Linked DNA regions of Mus musculus: regions 1 and 2 are each linked to region 3. The links are chromatin loops, found by intact Hi-C in ENCODE. Cell type or tissue: left cerebral cortex. All regions are shown on one strand. Each heading gives the region's core, and the rest is flanking DNA. Links, peaks and the distances in the headings are about the cores only. Region 1 has its middle 20 kb from the start of Fscn1. Region 2 holds the start of Fbxl18 (F-box and leucine-rich repeat protein 18). Region 3 holds the start of Gm43380 (a long non-coding RNA gene).

Region 1 (7,211 bases), core at 981-5,980, 98 kb after region 3:
GACTGGCCTCAAACTCAGAAATCTGCCTGCCTCTGCCTCCCCCTCCTCCCCTTTCTTATTTCTTCTTATTTCACTCTTTCAGCACCTTGCTCTTTAGGCCGAGGCAGTCCTCAGACTTACAGTCCTGCCTTCTTAGCTTCCTTAGTCTTGAAATCAGAGACTTGTGCCACCACGTGTGGCTGAAAGCAGTTATCTTCGAGCAATGGTGGATCCCAGAGCCAGGTGGGGTGCGCCAGCTATGGCAGGGTCTCCAACTTCACAGCCATCATCCCAGGCCAGTGACCCTGGCAAAGGCACTTGCCCTTCTCTATCATGAGTCAAGTGCAAGGTAAGGGGGTATAAAAACCAGAAGCCATCCCTTCAACAGAGGGCAGAACCACACCAGGACTGTGCCTGGAGTGGGCTTTTACCTCTGATCATAGGTTTAGCCTATTATCTGCAAGAGAGAACAAGTCCCGTCCCCACCCCCACCCCACCCCACCCCATCAGCACTAGCCAGTTTGCAGGGTCCCAGGCCCAGCCCTTTCTAATCCTCCCAGATCCTAAGTCACCATGGTTTCCTGCAGGGGTAGATGTGTTGTTCCCTGGGGATAAGTGAGAGGTCTGCGGAATCCTGTGAGCACAAAAGAAGGGGGATCTGGACTGCGATGTGGCTCAGGCAGCAAAGTGCTGGGCTAGCGGTCTGGAGGCCCTGGGTTCCATCCCCACCACCCTGATAAACCAGACCCAAGGATACACAGTGCTATCCCAGCATTAGGAAGAGGGACAGACATGGGGATCCAGAGTTAATAACAAACCTGGGGTCTGTTTGAGGCCAACCTGGGCTACAGGAAAATCTGTCTCAAATAACAGAGGGAAAGAAAAGAAAAGAAAAGAAGAGAAGAGAAGAGAAGAGAAGAGAAGAGAAGAAAAGAAAAGAAAAGAAAAGAAAAGAAAAGAAAAGAAAAGAAAAGAAAAGAAAAGAAGAGGGGAGGAGGAAGAGGGGAGGAGAGGGGAGGGGAGGGGAGGGAAGGGGAGGGAAGGAAGAAAGAAGCCAGGCAGTGGTGGCACATGTCCTTAATCCCAGCACTTGGGAGTCCATGACCACCCTGGTCTACAGAGCAAGTTTCAAGACAGCCTGAAATTATCTGGAACCTAAAATTGTTTTCTGTTTTGTCAGGGCTTCTAAATAGGCAGGTGCTCCACCACTGAGCCACACCCACAGCCTTTTTACTGTTTTACAAAATAATTTTAATTTTCAAATTATTTTTAATTTCTTATTTATGTGTATACATGCGTGTGTGAGTGTGTGTGTATGTATATTATGTGAGTGTGTGCCACATGTATGTGGTACTTGTGTGTGAGTATGTGTGAGTGTGCGTGTGAGTGTGTATGTGAGTGTATGTCACCTGTATGTGGTGCCTCTGTGTGTGTGTGTGTGTAAGTGTGTGTGCCACATGTATGTGGTACCTATGGAGACCAGGAGATGGTGTGAGGTCCCCTGGAATTGGGGTTACAGGCAGTTGTGCACCACCCAATGAAGATGCTGGCTGGGAACTGACCTCAGGTCTTCTGGGAAGCACCAAGCACTCTTTTTTTTTTTTTTTTTTAAGGTTTATTTATTTATTATATGTAAGTACACTGTAGCTGTCTTCAGACACTCCAGAAGAGGGAGTCAGATCTTGTTACAGATGGTTGTGAGCCACCATGTGGTTGCTGGGATTTGAACTCTGGACCTTCGGAAGAGCAGTCGGGTGCTCTTACCCACTGAGCCATCTCACCAGCCCACACCAAGCACTCTTAACTGTTGAGCTGTCTCTCCAACTCATGTGGCCACACACAAACACACATAAAAGTTACCCACTGAGCCACCTCCCAGACCCACCTTTTCCTTTCTAGAGATAGTTTAGGATTCTCAAATAAACAAACAAAACTAACAACCTGGGTTTGTTGGCACATTCTTTTAATTCAAGCACTCAGAAAGCAGAGGCAGGGGGGTCTCTGTGAGTTCAAGGCCAGCCTGGTCTACATAGCAAATTCCAGGACAGCCAAGACTACATAGGGAGACCCTGTGTCAAAAAATAAAAACAAACAAATTTTAAAAACTAGAAGTCATAAGACATGCTGTTCCATGCCTGCAACCCCAACACTCAGGAGTGGAGGCAGGGGAAAGAGTTCAAGGCCAGCCTGGATGTGTATTGAGTTTGAAGCCAGTCTGGGATATATGAGGCCCTGTCTCTGGATGAATGGATGAATGGATGAATGGATGAATGGATGAATGGATGAATGGATGAATGGATGAATGGATGAATGGATGAATGGATGAATGAATGAATGAATGAATGAATTTTTTAAAGGATTTACTTTATCTTTAAATGTATGTGTGTGTCTTGGGGTGGTTCATGCATGCAGTTGCCTGAGGAGGCCAGAAGAGGGCGTCAGATCCCCGGGAGCTGGAGTTACAGGTGGTTATGAACACCTGTGTAGGGTGCTAGGAACTGAACTTGGGTCCTCTGCAAGTGCAACGGATGCTCTTAGCTGCTGGGCCATCTCTCCACTCCTGAGGTTGTTTGTTTGTTTGTTTTTTCGAGACAGGGTTTCTCTGTATAGACCTGGCTGTCCTGGAACTCACTTTGTAGACCAGACTGGCCTCAAACTCAGAAATCCTCCTGTCTCTGCCTCTCGAGTGCTGGGATTAAAGGCATGCGCTACCACTCCTGAGTTTTTAAAAAGTAAAAAAGTCAGTATGGCCTAGGGATTCCAGCACCACAAAGTAAAGAAAGAAAGAAGCAAATGGAGAGAGACAAGGCAGCAGGAAGGAAAACTTACAGTAAGTTTCACTTAACAGGGCCTGGAGAGATGACTCAGAGGTTAAGAACACTGGCTGCCCTTCTGGAGACCTCGTTTAGTTCCCAGGACCCACATGGTGGCTCACAACCATCTACATTAGGATCTGATGCCCTCTTCTGGTAAGCAGATGTACATGCATACAGTACACAGGTAGTAAAACTCATAGATGGATGGATGGATGGATGGATGGATGGATGGATGGATGGATGGATGGATGGGTAGATGGATGGGCAGGCGAACAAACAAATATATAAATCTTCACCTTTTTTTTTAACTTAAAGATCTACTAAGGGTAGGCTGTCCTGCTGCATTAGGGAGGGGCTGGCTTTAGAGAAAGAGGGACCTTGGGAGTCGAAAACTAAGGACACTCAAGAGATTGATACCCAGGTGTCTTATGGTAACACTTTTTGGTTATAATTAAAGCAAAGAACTTCAATACCTGATGATTTAAACTGGCCTGACTGGAAAGCGGGGTTGTTATATATTCATCTATGAGTTTCTCCGAAGATCAGACAACAGGTGAGTTCTTTTCCCTGGGTCACTTGAAATTCAGCATGGCCACTTGAGTTTTTGACTTTTATTCTCTTGGGTTGTGACTCATTGAGGGAGCTTAGCCTCAAACAGGAGGCTCCTGCCTTCATTTCGTTTGTTTGCTCATGGATTTTTGGAAGGGCAGGGAGGGTTGTTGTTTTTGTGTTTTTGAGACAAAGTTTCTTTGTGTTGTAATCCCAGTACTTGTAGTCCAGAACTGAGGCTGGAGAAACAAGAGTTCAAGGCCATTGTCAGTTACATTTTAAGTTTGAAGCCTTGACTATCCTGTAACTCCCTCTGTAGACCAGGCTAGCCTCCAACTTTCAAAGCTCAGCCTGCCTCTGAATCTGGGATTGAAGACATGCAGCACCACCAAGCTCTGTCTTTGATTTGCTATCCTGTTCTGCTTCAATTAGTCGTGTGTGTGTGTGTGTGTGTGTGTGTGTGTGTGCACCTTGGTAACGTATGTAGAGATCAGTGAACATTTTTCGAGAATCAGTTCTCTCCATTCTGAGGGTTCGGGAGTCAAACTGAGGTTGGCAGGCCTGGCAGCGCGCCCCTTTGCCTGCTGAGCCATCATGGAGGTCCCCTCTGCTTTCCTTTATTGGACACTGCCTCACACCGCCAAACCCTGACCCTTCCCCTCCTCTCAAGTGCCAGGATTATTTCAGCTATGACCAGCCACGACCAGACTCCAAATTTTTGTTTGTACCTTTAGAAATTATCGTCTCGCCAGGCGGTGGTGGCGCACGCCTTTAATCCCAGCACTTGGGAGGCAGAGGCAGGCAGATTTCTGAGTTCGAGGCCAGCCTGGTCTACAAAGTGAGCTCCAGGACAAGCCAGGGTTATACAGAGAAACCCTGTCTCAAAAAACAAAAAAACAAAAAAAAAAAAAAAAAAGGAAAATATCGTCTCAAATAGGCAAGCTGTGAAAAGAAAAGCCATATGACATGTCATTAGGACACAGGAGAAGCTGGGGAGATGTTTCAGTGGGTAAGATACTTGAAACACAGGCATGAGGAACTGAGTTCAAATCCCCAGCATCCATGAGGGAAGTCAGGATCTGTAACCACGGTTGCTGTGGAGACAGGAGAACTCTAGGACCAGCTGGCTACCAACCTAGCTCCAGGCTCAGTGGGTGTACTTCTCTGGCCTGCGTCCTTGTATCTATGTGTGTGTGTGTGTGTGTGTGTGTTCGTGTGTGCGCGTGCGCCGCGTGGGCACACACGCGCGCGCGCACACACACACACACACACACACACACACACACACTGTAGGAGCTGGCTTCAGGCCTCCCTGTAGACCAAGTCTAATAACATAATCAAACTGTTGCAGGGACACCCACTCTAATCCAAGCATTTAAGAGGTGGAGGCAGAAAGATTACCATGAGTTATACCATGCCAGTATGGGTTATAGATACCCCAAGAACAGAAAAACAAACAGTTGGGACTGGAGCTCAGTCAGTGGAATGCTTGCTCGCAGGCCCAAGAACCTGGGTTCAATGTCCCACATCTGTCTCCTAAGCCAGATGTGGTGGTGGAAGCCAGTATTCTCGTGGGCGTGGCCTGGCGAAGTGGGTGTGGCAAAGCTTGCCAATTTCTTTGTGTTAGTTGTGGTTAGGAACGACTAGAGATGGACCAATCTGGAGAGTTCCGGACTCTGAGGTCAGGAGCGTGGGCGGAGCTTGCAGGGGAAACTGGTTTGTTTCAGAGTTCTGGGAAGAAGATGCCTGCAGACCAGGGAGTTTCTCTCTGACCCCTGGCCCCAGTTGTGTGTGGTGTCTACCTCCACCCTTGGTCTCCCATTGCAGAGGGCGCTGAGAATTCAGCAGATCAGAATCGGCTGCTTCTGACCCGGACAGAGGCGAAAGGCTTCTGCAAATTTTGGTTTTCTAAATCCAGTGAGATCCAGGAAAGCAAGATTTTCCAACTCCTACAAGTCGAAGCAGCCACAGTCCCTTCTCTGTGCCTACGTGGTGCGTGGGAGCCCAGAGAAGCTGCGAACTTTTGTGAAATCACACAGCACTCGAGTAAACCCAGAGTCTCTTAAACCAAAGCAGGGAAAACGGAGTTGGTGTCTTGGGATACATTTGGAGGTAAAATCCATGCGGGTGGGGTCTGAATCAGCTGAAAAGTGTGTGGTCCCTGTCCTTAGGAGGCTGAGGGAGGGGCTGGAGAGATGGCTCAATGGTTAAGGGCACTGACTGCTCTTCCAGAGGTCCTGAGTTCAATTCCCAGCAACCACATGGTGGCTCACAACTATCTGTGATGAGATCCAATGTATGCTTCTGGTGTGTGTCTGAAAGATAGCTACAGTGTACTCATATAAATACAAATAAATAAATCTTTGGGAAAAATAAAAAAAGGGGAGGCTGAGGGAGAAGGCATGATACGGGTCTGAGGCCAGCCTGTAACATACCTATAATCCCAGCCCTCGGTAGGCAATGAGAGGTTGATCTCTGTAAGTTCAAGGTTAGCCTAGTCTACATAGGGAGCTCTAGGACAGCAAGGACTACACAGAGAGGCCCTGTCACAACAATAGCAAGTAAAGGCCAAGCAAGACAGGCCTTTACTTCCAATATTCAGAAGGTAGAAGCAAGTGACAGGAGTTCAGGGTCATCTTCGCCTTCTTACAGAGTTTGAGGGGTAGCCTAGGCTATATGATATATGATCACACACACACACATATAACATGGGGGCTTGATTTAGGTGTTCAGCTGGACTCGAGCTGGAGAGATGGCTCAGTGGTTAAGAGCATTGACTGTTTTTCCGAAGGTCCTGAGTTCAATTCCCAGCGACCATATGGTGGCTCACAACCATCTGTAATGGGATCTGATGCTCTCTTCTGGTATGTTTGAAGACAGCTACAGTGTAATTACATATAACAATAAATAAATCTTTTTAAAAAGCCAGGCGTGGTGGTGCACGCCTTTAATCCCAGCCTCAGGAGGCAGAGGCAGGCGAATTTCTGAGTTCGAGGCCAGCCTGGTCTACAAAGTGAGTTCCAGGACAGCCAGGGCTACATAGAGAACCCCTGTCTCGAAAAACCAAAAAAAAAAAAAAAAAGAAAAGAAAAGAAAAGCTGGACTCCTGGCGCCCCATAGAGACTGCTGGCCCCTGCCTCCTATAAGCCTGTGTCACAGGCTTGTGCCACATCGCCAGTGTACACACCCAGCACAGGAACATTTCCTGTATCTCTTCTCTGCTGCTACTCTTCCCCTATCTAGGCTAGCTGGCCAGCGAGCCAGTTTCCTGGAGATTCTCCTGTCTCATTCTCTCGTCTTGCTATAGGAGTTCTGGGGTTACAGATGCATGGCCCTGAATCCAGTTTTTCGTGTGCATACCAAGGATTAAACTCAGGTCATCTAGACAGAATCTCTTTACATACCTACATAGCCCTGGCTGTCTTGGAACTTACTAGGCAGACCAGGCTGGCCTCAAACTCATAGAGATCGGCCTGCCTCGGCCTCCTAAGCCTTAGGATTAAAGGCCTTCACAACCAGGCCTGGGATATTTTGCCTTTTAGAACTCAGAATTCTTCCTCCTAAATGGGTCTGTGGGCGTCTCCCCTGCAGTTCTCCGCATAGGCAGGTACAGCCCCGCCCAGCCTGAGTCGATGGGCGCGTCTCTGTCGCCACCTGGCGGCTGCCGTGAACATAGCAGCCTATCCCGGAGAGGCGATTCGAGGTCTGAACTACGTGGAATTCAAAGAGTGGGGCCCTCTTTTCTTCCGTCCCTAAGAAAAGTAAACCCCAGAGCTGAGCCCAGCCTGTAATTGTCCTCCTAGCAATGGTGGACGTCTTCCCTAAGGAGGACAAGTTGGAATCGGACCTGGAGAGCTTGCATTTGTT
Region 2 (7,211 bases), core at 1,110-6,109, 140 kb after region 3:
AGGCTGGCTTTGAACTCAGAAATCTGCCTGCCTCTGCCTCCCAAGTGCTGGGATTAAAGGTGTGAGCTACCACATAGGGCTCCTGGAAGTGATTTTTAAAAAAGTGTTTTTGAGACAGGGTCTTACTTTGTAGCTTTGGCTAGCTTGAAACTATGTAGACCAGGCTGGCCTTGAATTTAAAATAATCTACTGAGACTTGGCAGAGAACTCACTCAGACACCAGATTCTCAGCACAAAGATTCACTACCCTGAAGGCACGGTGGGGTAGTAAATCTGGACTGGACAAAGAAAAGTGACTTTTTAAGGAGAAAAGGTCTTGGCTGGGGTGAGGTGGGAAGTCCTGATTAGATATTCTAGTCACTGTAACCAAAGAATGAATTTTGATTGCTGGACCTTGGTGTTTTGATAGTTGGACCTTGGAGTTTTAGGCAGGCATAAGTAAGTAGCCAAATAAGGCACTAGACCTTGGTGCTTTAAGAATCTAGTAGTTTAGCAAGGGAGAGGGCAAGCCCAATGCCACGTTTGCTTTGCTTGGACCCGTGCTTCACGCTGGGCTGGAGAGATGGCTCAGTGGTTAAGAACAAGCCTATGTGTTCTTTTATAGTGCACTTTTATTAAAATCTAAATTAACTTAGCAGATCTTTTATATTAAGTAGTGTATTTAGTTTCTGACTTTTGGTTTTTTATGTTTCGTTTGTATAAATATTAATTATTTGGGCTAATGCATCTGGACCATGTTCAAGGTCATGGAGATGCCAAATATGTATGTAGCCAAGGCCAATGAGGCTGTTGGGGAGTATGGAGCTGAGAAGTGTCTAAGCAGATACAAAATAGAGGCAGACAAGATGGCGTTACCTTAGTCACTTCAAGACAAACCACTGTTTGCACGTGAAGACCAGAGGACAACTTTATTTTCTCTTTCTAGTTTTATGTGGGTTCTGAGCCACCTTGGCAGCCCAACTCTCTTCTTCTTTTTTTCAGTTTGAAAGATACTTCAAGACAAGCCTTGTATCACTGGTCTCCACCCAGGCCAGTGATATCTTTGTAGTGTGTCACAGTCTTGGCTTTTCTTGGAATGTCCTTGAGCTGGAATCCAGTCCCACGCTGGGAGCCTTTTCTGATTGGCCTCCTTTGTTGCATAATGTGCCTCCAAGTTTGATGGCACACATCTGTGACTCTGGCACCTGGGAACTTGGAAAGGCAGGAGGAGCTGCAGTTGGAGGCCAGCCTGAAATAAATAGTAACCTTCGGACCAGTCTAAGCTTTATGATACCGTAGTGCAAAGAAACCTGGAAAGGGCTTGCAAAGCGGCTCACTGAGGAAGAGCATCTGCCGCACAAGTGACCTGACGACAGCCAATAGAAACCACTGCTGGGGCTGGCGAGATGGCTCAGTGGTTAAGAGCGCCGACTGCTCTTCTGAAGGTCCTGAGTTCAAATCCCAGCAACCACATGGTGGCTCACAACCATCCGTAACGAAATCTGATGGAGTATATGAGGACAGCTACAGTGTACTTACATATAATAAATAAATAAATCTTTAAAAAAAAAAAAAAAAAGAAACCACTGCTGATGGGGCTGGAGAGATGGCTCAACGGTTAAGAGCACTGACTGCCCTTCCAGAGGTCCTGAGTTCAATTCCCAGCAATTCCCACATGGTGGCTCACAACCATCTGGTGTGTCTGAAGACAGCGACAGTGTACTCATATACATTAAATAAATAATTTTTTTTTTTTAAAAGAAACCACTGCCAAAGGAGGAAACTGACTCCCCGGGTCTGTCCTTCAACGTCTGCATGTGCTTCCTGCTACATGCACCTATACACCTCTCTCTCTCTCTGTCTCCCCACACAATGTAAAATAAGAAATATAATTAAAAATGAAAAGGGAAGAAGTTGTTGAGTGTTGATGGTAGTGGTGGGAGATGGGCTGGGGTGTACATTTGTGGCCATCTTTATCTGGCACAGTGAGAATCAGCTGATGTCGAGCGATCGGGCTCCATCAGTGGCTCCAACTCACCCCTGTGCCCACCCCTTTCTGTGGCTTCCTGTTGCTCGTAAATTTTCTCTTCTCTGTAGTAGATGACAATGCTAAACTGGAGGGTTTAACCAGGGGCTTCAAACTCAGCTTTCCTGCTGTGTTCATAATTTGATTAATTTTTATAATTATTATTTTAGTTATGTGTCCCAAGGGAAGAAGGGTGTATTAGTTCCTCTATAGCCTTGGCAGTCCTGAAACGCACTATGTAGACCAGGCTGGCTTCAAACTCACTATATAGCCTAGGGTAACCTTGACCTGCAGGTCTTCCTGCCTCCACTTTCTGAGTCCTAAGATTGTTTCCGTTTGGTTTGGTTTATATAGTGCCAGGGACGGAACCCCGGGTTATGTATCTGCTAGACAAATACTCAAATGAACTACATCCCCAGCTCCCATTAAACTATTATCTTAATTTTAAACCATCTGGACTTCCTTCCTGACTCTTTCTCTGTGTACACTCGAGCGAGAGCACATGTGCATGACCAGTGCAGACACAGACACCAGAGGGCAGCTTCTAGAAGGCAGTCTTCTCCTTCCAGCGTGTGGGTCCTTGGAATCAAACTCACTTCAGGTGGTCAGTCAGAGTCAAGCTCCTTTCCCTGACGAGTCATTTCACGAGCTCTAGGAAACCATTTTTAACTGGAAACGCCGTGGAAACATTTATTATTCATTTATTCAGCAAATATTTATTTGTTCAGTGTTGACATGCAAAGAACAGTACCAGGCAGACTCTCTGCTTAGTTATGGGGGTACAGGCAGGGTGCTTACTTAGCACGCATGAAAGGAAGCCTTAGGTTCAATCCTCAGTAGTGTTAAAAAACAAAACAGCCGGGCGTGGTGGCGCACGCCTTTAATCCCAGCACTCGGGAGGCAGAGGCAGGCGGATTTCTGAGTTCGAGGCCAGCCTGGTCTACAAAGTGAGCTCCAGGACAGCCAGGGCTATACAGAGAAACCCTGTCTCGATAAACCCAAAACAAACAAACAAACAAACAAAAAAACAAAACAAAACCAAAAACCAACAACAACAACAACAAAACAAGATGGGGCTGGAGAGATGGCTCAGCGGTTAAGAGCACTGACTGCTCTTCCAGAGGTCCTGAGTTCAATTCCCAGAAACTTTGTCTGAAGACAGCTCCAGTGCACTCACATACATTAAATAAACAGTGGCCTAGGCATAGATGGGAGGCAGAGGTAGGCGGATTTTGTGACTTCAAGGCCAGCTTGGTCTTTATAGCTAATTCCAGGACAGCCAGGACTACAGAGTGAGACTCAAAACAAGCAAAAAGGCTTAGCAAGTCAGGCGGTGCAAAGAGCTATTGAGAGTTGTAACGCAAGATGAGGGGCAAATTCAGGAGCGTGTGCACATGAAGGTTGCTATGGTTATCTAGGATACCTGAGCGCTGTGACAGATGACTTGGAGCGCAGTGTGTAGCGCGAATGGCAAATGCAAAGGCCTGGAGCAGAACGCATGTTGTTGGAGCGACAGCAAGAAACTGCGGAGGTAGCTTAAGAGACTGGTCACTCGTGACCTTCTGGACGCCTCTGAATCCTGAGAGTACTTTATGCCACACCCAACATGGCGACCGCACCGGGTCCATCCGGGCGCAAGCGGAAGTACGTCTAGGCGTGCGCCGCAGCCACGCCCCTTACCGGGGTCTCTGTGGAGCTGTGGCCGCGCCGGCTTCGAGCATCCCTACGCTGGCAGGCTGGGGGACTGTGAGGCTGCAGCTCCGGCGGCTAGCTCCGGAGAGGTACGACCTGCACCTCCAGCCCCGGCGGCTGGAGTCCCCTCTGGGCTTCCCTCCCGACCCTGGCTTTATTCCAAGGCCCATCCTTGCCGTCTCCTACCCTCCTACCAGGCCCTCTCCTCTCCTGACCCCATCTGTTCCCAGGCGCACAATCTCGATGGCCAGAATGGACCCTTTCACGTGGCCTGCTGAGTTTCCAGGCCTTTCCCCCGTCTCCTTGTGTGTTGGCTCTGCCCTCGCAGCTATGGGACGTTGTCCCTTCTGCTTGTGTTTTCTTGTTTGTTTTACACTGTAGCCCAGTCTAGCCTGGAGTTCAGTGTGCAGCCCAGGCTGGTTTTGAACGTACAGCAATCTTTCTATTGTAGCCTTTGTAAATCTGGGGTTACAGGTGTGCATCATCACGCGGTGGTTAATGTGCAGCTAAGGGTGGAACTCAGGGCTTCGACCCCATTCCCAGCCCTGGCTTCTTCTTTTTTTCTATCAGCTTAAGTGCAGCCCACTTCTTTCTGGAGTCTACTTGTGATGCGCGGGAGTGTGATAGGGCGTCGGACTGACCCCAGAGCTTTATGATCTAGGTCAGCTGGAGAATCCCACTGCGTCTTGTTACGGGTGTGCAGTATTTTTTTCTGCAGACGACAGTATGGGGCCGTGGCGGGGGTTAGGGGAGCACCTGGTAGCTTCCCTGTTGCCTTCCTCCCTATCTTGAGTTATATTTGTTCTTTCCTAGGTACTCGCATCTGGGGGTACACCTATTTATCATATTAGCGTGTGTGTATGCGTGAGTACTGGCATGTGCATGTCATGGGTGCGTGTCGTGGCGTACATGTGGAAGTCAGAGGACCACTTTGAAGAGTTGGTTGTTGCCTTTTATCTGGTTTATATTAGTGTGTGTGTGTGTGTGTATGTGTGTATGTATAACTGTGTGTGGGTATGTGTACATGAGTACAGGTGTCTGAGGAGACCAGAGGATCATGTGCACCCGGTGTTGGAGTTACACAGGTGGTTATTCGCCTCCCCAGTGTGGGTACTGGGAATCGAACTCAGGTCCTCCGAAAGAGTAGTACTAAATTATCGCTTCTGCCTTTCCCCCCAGTTGAGACAGGATCTCTCTTGATGGTGTATACTCCAGAGTAGCTGGCTTGTGAGCTTTTGACAGATGCCCCTATCTCCTCCTCTCACTTTGCGCTAGCAGTGTTGGGATGGCAGATGTGGGTCACTGCATCCAGCATTTTATGTGGGTCCCAGGGTTTGAACTTGGGTCATCGGGTTTGCAAGGCAAGCTCTCTTGCTCACTTAGCCGTCTTGCTGATCTCTGGGCACACTTTTAAGTCCTAGGAGTTTCCTTGCATTTATCCAGTGAGACTTACAAGTGTTTTCCAGGGTATGAGGACTATGTCTGGGGTCTGTTGGAAGCTTCTCTTTCTTTGAAGAAAACTGGACTCAGAAGTGTCTCTTTGATTGACAGGAAAGAGAGTGTGTGGTCCAGCTCTAGACTAATGAGAGAGGAGTGAGGTGGTAGAAAGTTATGTCTCTAGCAAGAGGAGTTCCAGGATAGTATTGCTGTATTAGTAGCTCTCAATGACTTCTACGTCCTAGGGATTAAATAGACATGTCTGCTCGTGTGATCCTATGGAGTCCTGACTCAAAAGCTCCTCTGTTCCCTGAGTGAGCAACATAGCCAGCCAGTAAGGTTTGAGCCTCTGAGATTAGATTTTGCTATGGTGCCTAGGCTGCTGTCAACTTCACAGGTTCAAGGTGTCTTCCCGTCTCAGCCTCCTAAGTAGCCAGGACTGTAGACCCACATTGCTGTGCTTGGCTCCTGTGCGTGCTCTCGAATGTGGGAGTGCTTGTGGAGGCCCCAAATCAATGTTGGATGTCCACAAGCACTCTTTACTTTAGAAAGCATTTTTTAAAATAAAAGATGTATTTATTTATTTATTTTGTGAGTACACTGTAGCTGTCTTCAGACACACCAGAAGAAGGCATTGGATCCCATTACAGATGGTTGTGAGCCACCATGTGGTTGCTGGAAAATTGAACTCAGGACCTTTGGAAGAGCAGTCAGTGCTCTTAACCACTGAGCCATCTCTCCAGCCCTAGAAAGCATTTTTTAATTAATTATTTTTGAGACAGAATCTCATTATGTAGATCAGGCTGGCCTTTAACTCACAGAGATCCTTCTGCCTCTGTCCCCACAAGTGCTGGGATTAAAGGTTTGTGCCACCACACCCAGCAAGTGTGTTTTTTTTTTGTTTTTGTTTTTGTTTTTGGTTTTTTTTTTGGTTTTTCGAGACAGGGTTTCTCTGTGTAGCCTTGACTGTCCTGGAACTCACTCTATAGACCAGGCTGGCCTCGAACTCAGAGATCCGCCTGCCTCTGCCTCCCAAGTGCTAGGATTAAAGGCGTGCGCCACCACGCCCGGCTTTGTTGTTGTTTTTTGTTTTTTTTTTTTTTTAATGTGAATGTGTGTTTGAGTGCTTGCTTGTGTGTATGTACGTGTGCCGTGTGTACAAAGTGCCAACAGGCCAGAAGAGAGTTGAGCCCCTGGGACTTTAACTGTAGTTAATGCTGGTTGTGAACCATCGTGTGGGTGCTGAGAACTGAACCTGGCTCCTCTGTAAGAGCTCAGTTGACAGCTGAGCCATCCTCTCTCCAGCCCTTCCGTCTTGTATTTTGAGACAGGGTCTCATTGAACCTCACTGATTTAGGCTGACTGTCTGGGCATCTTCAGGGATCCTTCTGTGTCCACCTCCCCATTGCTAGGACTGCAGCTGCAAGCTGCCACTCTAGGCTTTTAACAAGGGTGCTGGAGATCCAAACTCAGGTGTTAGTGCTTGTATGGCAAGCTCCGTACGAGTAAGGCATCTCTCCAGGAAGAGAGACTGTGGGTTCAAAGTCATGCTGACAAACCCGCTGCCAAAGCCCGGACTGCGAACTGCCTGGCGGTGGATGGAGGACTCAGGAGGGAGGAGGGGAAATCATAAGGGTAGGACTTCTCATTTTCCGCTTGGATTTGTGGGGAGGACTGCTGACCAAGCCGGCCTTTACTCTGTAGTCCTGCCTCATCCTCCCAAGTGTAGGATTCACAGGGTAATTCTCAGTGTGACAGCCTAGGGTCCAGTGAAGAAGAGAACGGCTGGGGTTGGGGGTGAAAGCAGTGCTTTGGGCTCGGGTGGAGGAGGATCCACATAAAAGACTAGAATCAGTGCGTCCCAGCAGCAGTGCCTGAGTCAACCTGGTGACTCTGCATGTGTGCATTTGTGCATATGCCTGTGTGATTACAGGAGCGCACCGCTAGGCTTGGTTTTTCAAATTTGCTAGCCAGCTTTGGCGTGTCATAGTTCTAAGCCAATTGTATTCCAGTTGAGCTGCCATAAGTAAATCCTGGCAGGAGCCTGCTGTCTACAGGGAGAGTGGGTATGGCACAG
Region 3 (7,211 bases), core at 762-5,761:
ACCCTGGATCTTACCAAATGTACTCACTCGTAATATATAGTATTGTAGTTACCTGTACCACATGAAACCAGATTTCACATAAATCCTCAGTTTCTGAGTCTCTTAAATTTAGAAATGGAAATGAATCCTGCCTGGCAGCTGCTGGTCATGCCTGTTGTTAGATTTTCAACTGCTGTTGCTGCTTCTCAAACAGGCATTTGAAATCACAGATCTTGATGTAGACAATGCTCTGCTAAAAGTCAAGTGACAGGGTCTTGATCACCTTTAATTTCTACTTCTCAACTGTGTCTGACTTACTTGAATTAAATAAGTTGTAATAGGCACTTATTTACACTAAGTACCATAACTACAGATTTAATTCAACATAAATTCTGTGAACTCTGGACTGGAACCTTCTCTGTCCTCAGGACAGGATCCACAGTCAATTCCTGTTAGAAGTCAGGATTAGGGCCAATGTGCCAGACTCATTTTAACTTTGCACCTTGTTTGTATATTGAACCCAGTGTCTTGCACATACTTACACACTAACTGAGATATATCCTTTGTACTTATGGGTCCAGTCTCCAAATATAGTCATGCTCTCAGGTACTAGAGCTCAAAGCTCAACACATGGATTTTATAGGGACAAATACAGTTTGGTCCCTTGACATCTACACACCAACATTTTGTCTGTTTGTGGTTAGGAAAACAACATAAAACTAGCATGGTTATATTTAGGGCTACAGTGGAACCAAAGGAGGCGAGTGATACATCAGCACAAGCCCTGACTCTCACTCGGTGCCTCAGCTGCTGAGCCTGTAGCACTTAGCTGGGTCTGTGGGCAAGAGTTACACTGTTCTTGGTGACGCTTTATCCTGTTGTCTATCTTTGTCATTCAGAGCTGTTGCTGTAAGGAAAAAAATAAGGATGAAAACAAAGAGACTGGCACAGGGTTCTGCAGAGTCACTCTGGGCCTTCACCCCTGAGAAGGACTCAATAAAGGCTCCGTTTGTGACAATAGTTTAAGCCCAAACTGGCCTGGAGTTTACTATGTAGACCAGGCTAGCCTGGAACTCATGTTAATCTCCATGCCTAAGCTCCCAAATCCTAAGCTGGTCTATATTAGTTCTAGGACAGCTAAGGCTACATAGAAAAACCTTGTCTTAAAAGAGAGAGAGAGAGAGAGAGAGCAAGCGAGAGAGAGAGCAAGCGAGAGAGAGCAAGCTGAGCAGTGGTGGCACACCTTATTCCCAACACTTGGGAGGCAAAGGCAGGGCTATTTATTTATTATGCATTTATTACTCCAAGGCCTGCCAGGGCTACATAATTAAGACACAGAGCACTAGTGGCACATATTTTGATCCCAATTCCAGGAAGACAGAGCTCTGTGAGTTCAGAGATCTCAGAGCTGGTCTACATCGTGAGTTCAGGAAAGCTTGAGCTATACAGTTAGACTATATCTCAACAACAAGAATAATAAAATCAAGGTCTTCTTGTTAACTCGGTAGACTTCATTTGAAGCCAAATGGGTGAAAGTTTCATGAACATTGCATGAACTGTGCTAGTCCTTTATCCATACTGAAAAGAAAAAAGAAAGACCACAACTTCCCCATGATTACTGATGGCAAAAATGGAATCTCCAGAGAACTCACCTGATCAGAATAGGTATCAAAGGATCAGCAAGACCTCATCAAATGAGGCAGGGCTTCCCAGACTGCAGTGTGAAGTCCCCTGATGAAGACACAGCTGCTCACCCTGAGTATCGAGAACTTGGTGACCAGTGTTTATACCTGGATGAACTATCTCTAGTCATTTTCAGGAAGCAGGTCTTAAAAGAATAAGCTAGCAGCCATCAGGCTTGTTGGTACTGAATTGTCAGAGAGGTAAAGAGGCAGAGCCAGGCCACTCCATGAAGTCTGTGTTTAGGACGTCTGCTGAGTCAAGAGCTGTACCCTCACTGGTCCTTGCACTGCCCAGAAGATAGCAGACCAAGGCGTTGAACTCCAGCCTGTCTCCATCACTGAAGCCTGAGCTCCTCTCACACATACTGACTGGTTTCTGTTCCTCTCAGTAGATTGGGCAGCAGATGGGGAGACTTAAACCTCAAAAATAAAAGTGGAAGGAAAACCAATGGGACTTTCCAGTTAGCAACCCCAAAATATACCTGAAATCAGGACTCAGAGTCTGTGACTGCAAAACATAACTGTTTGTCACTTCTACCGCCAATCTGTTTACCCAGGATGGGGAACAGTAAAATATGTTTCATAAAACCGTCTGTCTGTCTGTCTCAGGAAACCACAAGAAGGGGAGACTTGGGCTAGTTGAGATAGCTCAGCAGGTAAAAGCACTTGCTACAAAAAACAAAGGACCTAAATTTGATCCCAGGAACCCATGAGAAAAAGTAGGATGCACTAGTGAGCATCTGTACTCGCCACACTCCTTCTGCAAGATGGGAGCTCACAGGAGACTCCAAGCTAGTGGGCACCTAGCCTGGGGACACAGTGCAGCAGAAACAAGATAAGAGGCGACCCCTGAAAGTTTTCCTCTGAACTTTGCTTGCTGGTGGCATGTGTGCACACATACCTCACACTTGCACCACACCCACACAAAAAGGAAAGTAGAAGGGTTTTTTTGTTTGTTTGGGTTGGGTTGGGTTTTTTGTTTGGTTGGCTGGTTGGTTGGTTTTTTGTTTGGATTGGGTTGGTGTGGTTTGCTTTTTTGAGACAAGGTTCACAGTATAACAGAGCCACGGCTGTCCTGAGCTTGATTTGTATACCAGGCTGGTCTCAAACTCACAGAGATCCGCTGGCCTCTGCCTCCCAAATGCAGAGATTAAAGTTGCCTGGCATTGAGATTCCATTTTCTTAAGGCTCAAAAAAAAAAAACCAGTTGAGTGGGGATCGTGGTCAGGTAACAGGAGAGCAGGCTCAGCCAGGACAGATCCTCTTCCCCAAAGCCCAGTTCTTAATGTAAAAGATAGTAGTAGACAGCAAGATGGGGCTTGAGCCTTCAGGATGCACATAGTTAGGAAACATATAGCCACCAGTTTTATATTTAGATTTTCCAGCCTAAATATAGACAAAAACTCACCTGTACCAATAGGATAACTGTTAGTTAATATATCCCAGTTGGATGCCTGTCTAGCATTTCTTTAGCTTACTTCTTTACTTCAAATACAGGTCTTCTCTACCATCCACCTCGTGACTGTGACCTTCAGCCCTCTACCTTAATCCTTACGACATTCCTGCCTGAATTTATCCCCTTAGTACTTATAATGCTGTCTTATTTGTATTTCATTTATTTAACATGTCATGATCCCCCACCAGTGTAACTTCCTGGCAGGCACAAGATTCTTTTTTATCCCCAGAATAGGACCTATGGTGCCTAGAAGGAACTCAGGTGGATGTTTGTAAGCTTCTGTGTAAATGTTTGCTTGTCCAGGTGTTGTCAATAATCTGCTGAAGGACCTCAGAGAAACCAGACTCAGCTTTTATTAACTTCTGGGGAGGAATTGGTGGGTTTGACATGAAGTCAGTTCTGATAAAGGCAAACTGAACTGTTACTAATGCCAGGAAGGCTTTGCCAGCCACTTTATCTCAGAACCCTGATCCCAACTGTAATGAAGAAAGCCGTCCTGTGACTCTGATATCCCTAGAAGTGATATCCAGTCTCCAAAGCAGGGTAGATGGAAACCAAATGGCTCTTACACTCTTTTGTCCCTAGAGGGCAGCATTAAGACAGAAACCCAGATCCTCCTGAAAGAGGTGCTTGACTTTCTAGCCTTATGGGGAGTGATGCTGAGTGGTTCCTTTACTGAGAAGTAGTGCAGTATCTGTCCAGTGCACACACACTTCAGCTTTAGTGTGTGTTAATAACATTTCTAAAACTTAAGGGAAATCTTTTCCTTCAGAAGCCCTTTTGCTAAAGAGAAAATCAAGATGAATGCAAGATTCGCAGCACTTAGCTGACCACACCCAGGTTGAAGTTCTGAGAAATGGTTTGTTTTGAAGCAGGGAAAACTCCTGGATGTAGAGTGCAACTTCTGGAAAGGTGTGAGCTGGTTGTCACGTACCACTTTTTAGAAAAAGTGGGAGAAGAGCAGGAACATAGAACCTGTAACTTGGGAAGTTGAAACTAGATAGATAGATACAAGGCCTGAGCTACAAGGAGACCTTTTCATAAATAAGTAAATAAATACACGCATACATACATAATAAATAGGTGCTGGAGAGATGGCTAAGAGCACTGACTGCTCTTCCAGAGGTCCTATGTTCAATTCCCAGCAACATGGTGGCTCACAACCACCTGTAATGTGATCCAATGCCCTCTTCTGGTGTGTCTGAGGACAGTGATGGTGCACTCACATATATAGAATAAATAGAAATCTTTTAAATAAATAATGAAAGATAATAATTATAATAAAAAACTTGACCATACCAGGTGGTAGTGGTGCATCCCTTTTAGTCCCAGCACTCAGGTGGCAGAGGCAGGCAGATCTTTTGAGTTTGAGCCCAGCCTGGTCTACAGTATGAGTTCCAGGATAGCCCGGGTTACATGGAGAAACCCTGTCTTGAAAAATCCAAGGGGGGGGGGGGGGAGAAGACGAAGGAAGATAAGGAGAAATACTGTAATGGCATGTAAGCCAAATGTCCCAAAAATTCAGGGTCATCAAGGTTTCCCAGATTCTCTGGTATTTGAAACATCTAGCCATGGGTTGATGTAGAGGATGTGGTCACTGGCAAGAGGCTATGGGCCTTGGCCATTCTCCAGGCTCCTCACTCCAGGTCTGAATCACACCTCAGTCCCCCTTCCATTCTCTCTGTATGCAACAGCTTCCCCAGATAACCTCAGGGTGGAGCAGCAGTGCCTCCCTTGCCTGGCCTGAACTTATCATGCTCAGTTCTCAGGGAACCCCAAGACCTGATAAGGGCCCACAATCCTAAAGGAAGATGGAGAGGGCGGGACTTCATAATGCCCTTCTCTCAGCCCTTTGCAGAGAGATGCCCTGACAGATGGATTGGCATTCAGTAGCAGTGGATGAAGAGGCAAGAATGGGCGAGTGAAGAGTCTTTTCATTCCTTTCAATACAGAAATCATTGCCATTTCAAATATCACCCTGAACCAGAACTTTGACCCAATTTTTTGATAGTAGTAATCATAATCACCAGCAGATCCTAAACAGCTGGTCACAGTGACACTTGTCTTAACTTAAGACTCAGGAGGCAGACACAAGAAGACTGGGCTATAGGCTAGTCTGTGCTATATGATGAGACTCCCAAATCACAAAAATAAAAAATCCTAATGGTCAGAGTCCTAGCCACTATTGCAGAGACAATTGATGAGTTTTCACAGGAAAGGTTCAGGGTTGTCGCGTCATGAGGAGTGACTGGCTGATCCTTGGCTCTGGCCTTTCTTTGTCCATGCTTCTTTCTATTGTCCCACCAGATGTGCAGAGTCACTGAAGGTGGGAGGAACAGCCACTTCCTTGTGGCCAGTTTAAGGTTACTTTGTTTAGCAGGCTCTATGGTGATCTTTAAAAAAAGAATAGCCTCAGATTTGGTCTGATTCCATCCTGCTGTTCACTGGGCCATTCTCAGGAAGCACCGTCTTGTGCAGCTGCGACCAGGCAGCTTTGCCAATGGCCCATTTGTGGCCTCCACATGAGATTCCACTGGGACCTCGCAGCTTGCCTTGTGCCCTTATACCTTGAGTTTTCCACTAAACAATGACCTGTTCTTGCCCACAGATCCCACATAGGGAAGCCGTGGGAATAGAGGGGAAAGAGCAAGCCTACAGCTCCATGGCCTTGGCCAAGTAACATGACTGTCTTAGCTGCTTTTCTCATTTCCTTCAAAACACGCACCTGTGCAGGACTTACAGTGCAGGACTTTCCTCACAGAGTTGCTGTGAGGATGAACTAAGAGCACTTGAGGCAGGAGAGACGGGCTAAGTACACGTGGTGCTCTTCTAGGTTCTTAACACCCACATCAGGTATCCTACAACCACCTGTAACTCCAGTCTATCTCTAGCAGAACTTGATGCCTCTGGCTTCTAAGAGCACCTGCACTTGTGCACATAGAGGTACACATACATGTAATTAAAAATGAAAACAAGGGGGCTGGTGAGATGGCTCAGTGGGTAAGAGCACTCAACTGCTCTTCCGAAGGTCCGAAGTTCAAATCCCATCAACCACGTGGTGGCTCACAACCATCTGTAACATGATCTGACGCCCTCTTCTGGGGTGTCTGAAGACAGCTACAGTGTACTTACATATAATAAATAAATAAATCTTTTTTAAAAAAATGGCCCCCACCCCCCAAAAAATACTTAGTGGATGTTCTTGCAAAGTACCCTTTGTGAAGGTGTTTGCATTTTAAGTACCTGGCTTCTGAAATTTCTAGCTCTAAAAATCTGGGTACTGCCCACCCTTTTTTAAAGATTTTTTTTTAATGCTTGTGTTTATGTGTAAACCTGGGTTGAGTTTATATGCACAATGGGCAGGCAGGACCCAGGGAGAGCAAAGGGGGCAGCAGATCCACCATCTCCACTTCTGCCTCTTCAGCCATCAAATCCTCATACTCTCTCCACTCCGCCTGACTTCTGGCTCCTGCCTGTAGCGTTTAGCACCAGCAGCCTGCTAATCCAGGTCTCCTTTCAGTGTCTGACCCCTTCCTGCCCCAGCCACCACTCTGCTCCTCTGCCATGCCTGAGCGTGCCCTTTCCTGTCAACTGCTGACTCCTGTGCACCTTCAGCCACAACATGTCACCCCTCAGACCTCTCCAGCCTCTGGGCTGAGTGGGTATGGCTATTCCTGTGCCATGCCTGACAGCAGGCAGACACTGAGTCACACCCACTGCTACAGCTGTAACATGTGGTAGGAACTGCCCTGCCTCAGACCAGCCCCCATCCTATACCACTCACAGTGTTTTAACCCTGAGAGTGTCTGTCACAGGGCAGAAGCAGCTTAGTAACTGTATAGGCTTGTCTTCCATGCATGTCTCTCAGGACTCTCCACTCAATTACATGTGGGCATGCTAATGTAAGCTGTGTTTACAGACATACCTAATAAGTAAAATTTAAAAGAGTGACACGAGAATCTCAGTTTATATTATCATTATTGGTGATGTATATCTTTGCACAAGTGTGATGCAGGGACCTGTGCCATGGAGCACATGTGGAAGTCAGGACAGTCGTCAGATCAGTTCTCTGATTCCACCTTGGGTCCCAGGGA

What was found. A loop is a pair of places that touch in the nucleus more often than their neighbours do. Peaks named below come from ENCODE experiments on the same cell type or tissue, not always from the same donor. Only the 100,000 strongest peaks of a DNase experiment are listed, where the experiment ranks them.
Region 1: a loop joins it to region 3, with 6 times the contacts of the local background. A loop is called at or near these places in 36 of 42 quality-filtered maps.
Region 2: it touches region 3 in a loop (2.6-fold over the local background); 8 of 42 quality-filtered maps call a loop at or near these places.

The regions. Positions count from the first base shown.
Region 1 is chr5:142,936,295-142,943,505 of GRCm38, reverse strand. No RefSeq gene overlaps it. Among named protein-coding and RNA genes, the nearest start is that of Fscn1, 20 kb to the left of the region's middle. In left cerebral cortex, for the core only: CTCF peaks have their summits at 2,382 (motif pointing right) and 2,942 (motif pointing left); DNase peaks (open chromatin) are centred at 4,495, 5,060 and 5,349.
Region 2 is chr5:142,891,685-142,898,895 of GRCm38, reverse strand. Fbxl18 (F-box and leucine-rich repeat protein 18) reads left to right here and starts at 3,658. Exons shown (of 5, transcript NM_001033312.3): 1 at 3,658-3,786. Gm38733 (a long non-coding RNA gene) reads right to left here and starts at 3,592. Exons shown (of 2, transcript XR_003955825.1): 1 at 3,429-3,592; 2 at 1-1,191. In left cerebral cortex, for the core only: CTCF peaks have their summits at 2,525 (motif pointing right) and 3,648; a DNase peak (open chromatin) is centred at 3,643; H3K4me3 peaks cover 1,588 bases; H3K27ac peaks cover 1,095 bases.
Region 3 is chr5:143,033,849-143,041,059 of GRCm38, reverse strand. All of the region lies in intron 13 of Rnf216 (ring finger protein 216), which reads left to right. It overlaps Gm43380 (a long non-coding RNA gene), which reads right to left and starts at 2,069. Exons shown (of 3, transcript XR_003955828.1): 1 at 1,632-2,069. In left cerebral cortex, for the core only: a CTCF peak has its summit at 3,691 (motif pointing right); DNase peaks (open chromatin) are centred at 2,009 and 3,696; H3K27ac peaks cover 878 bases.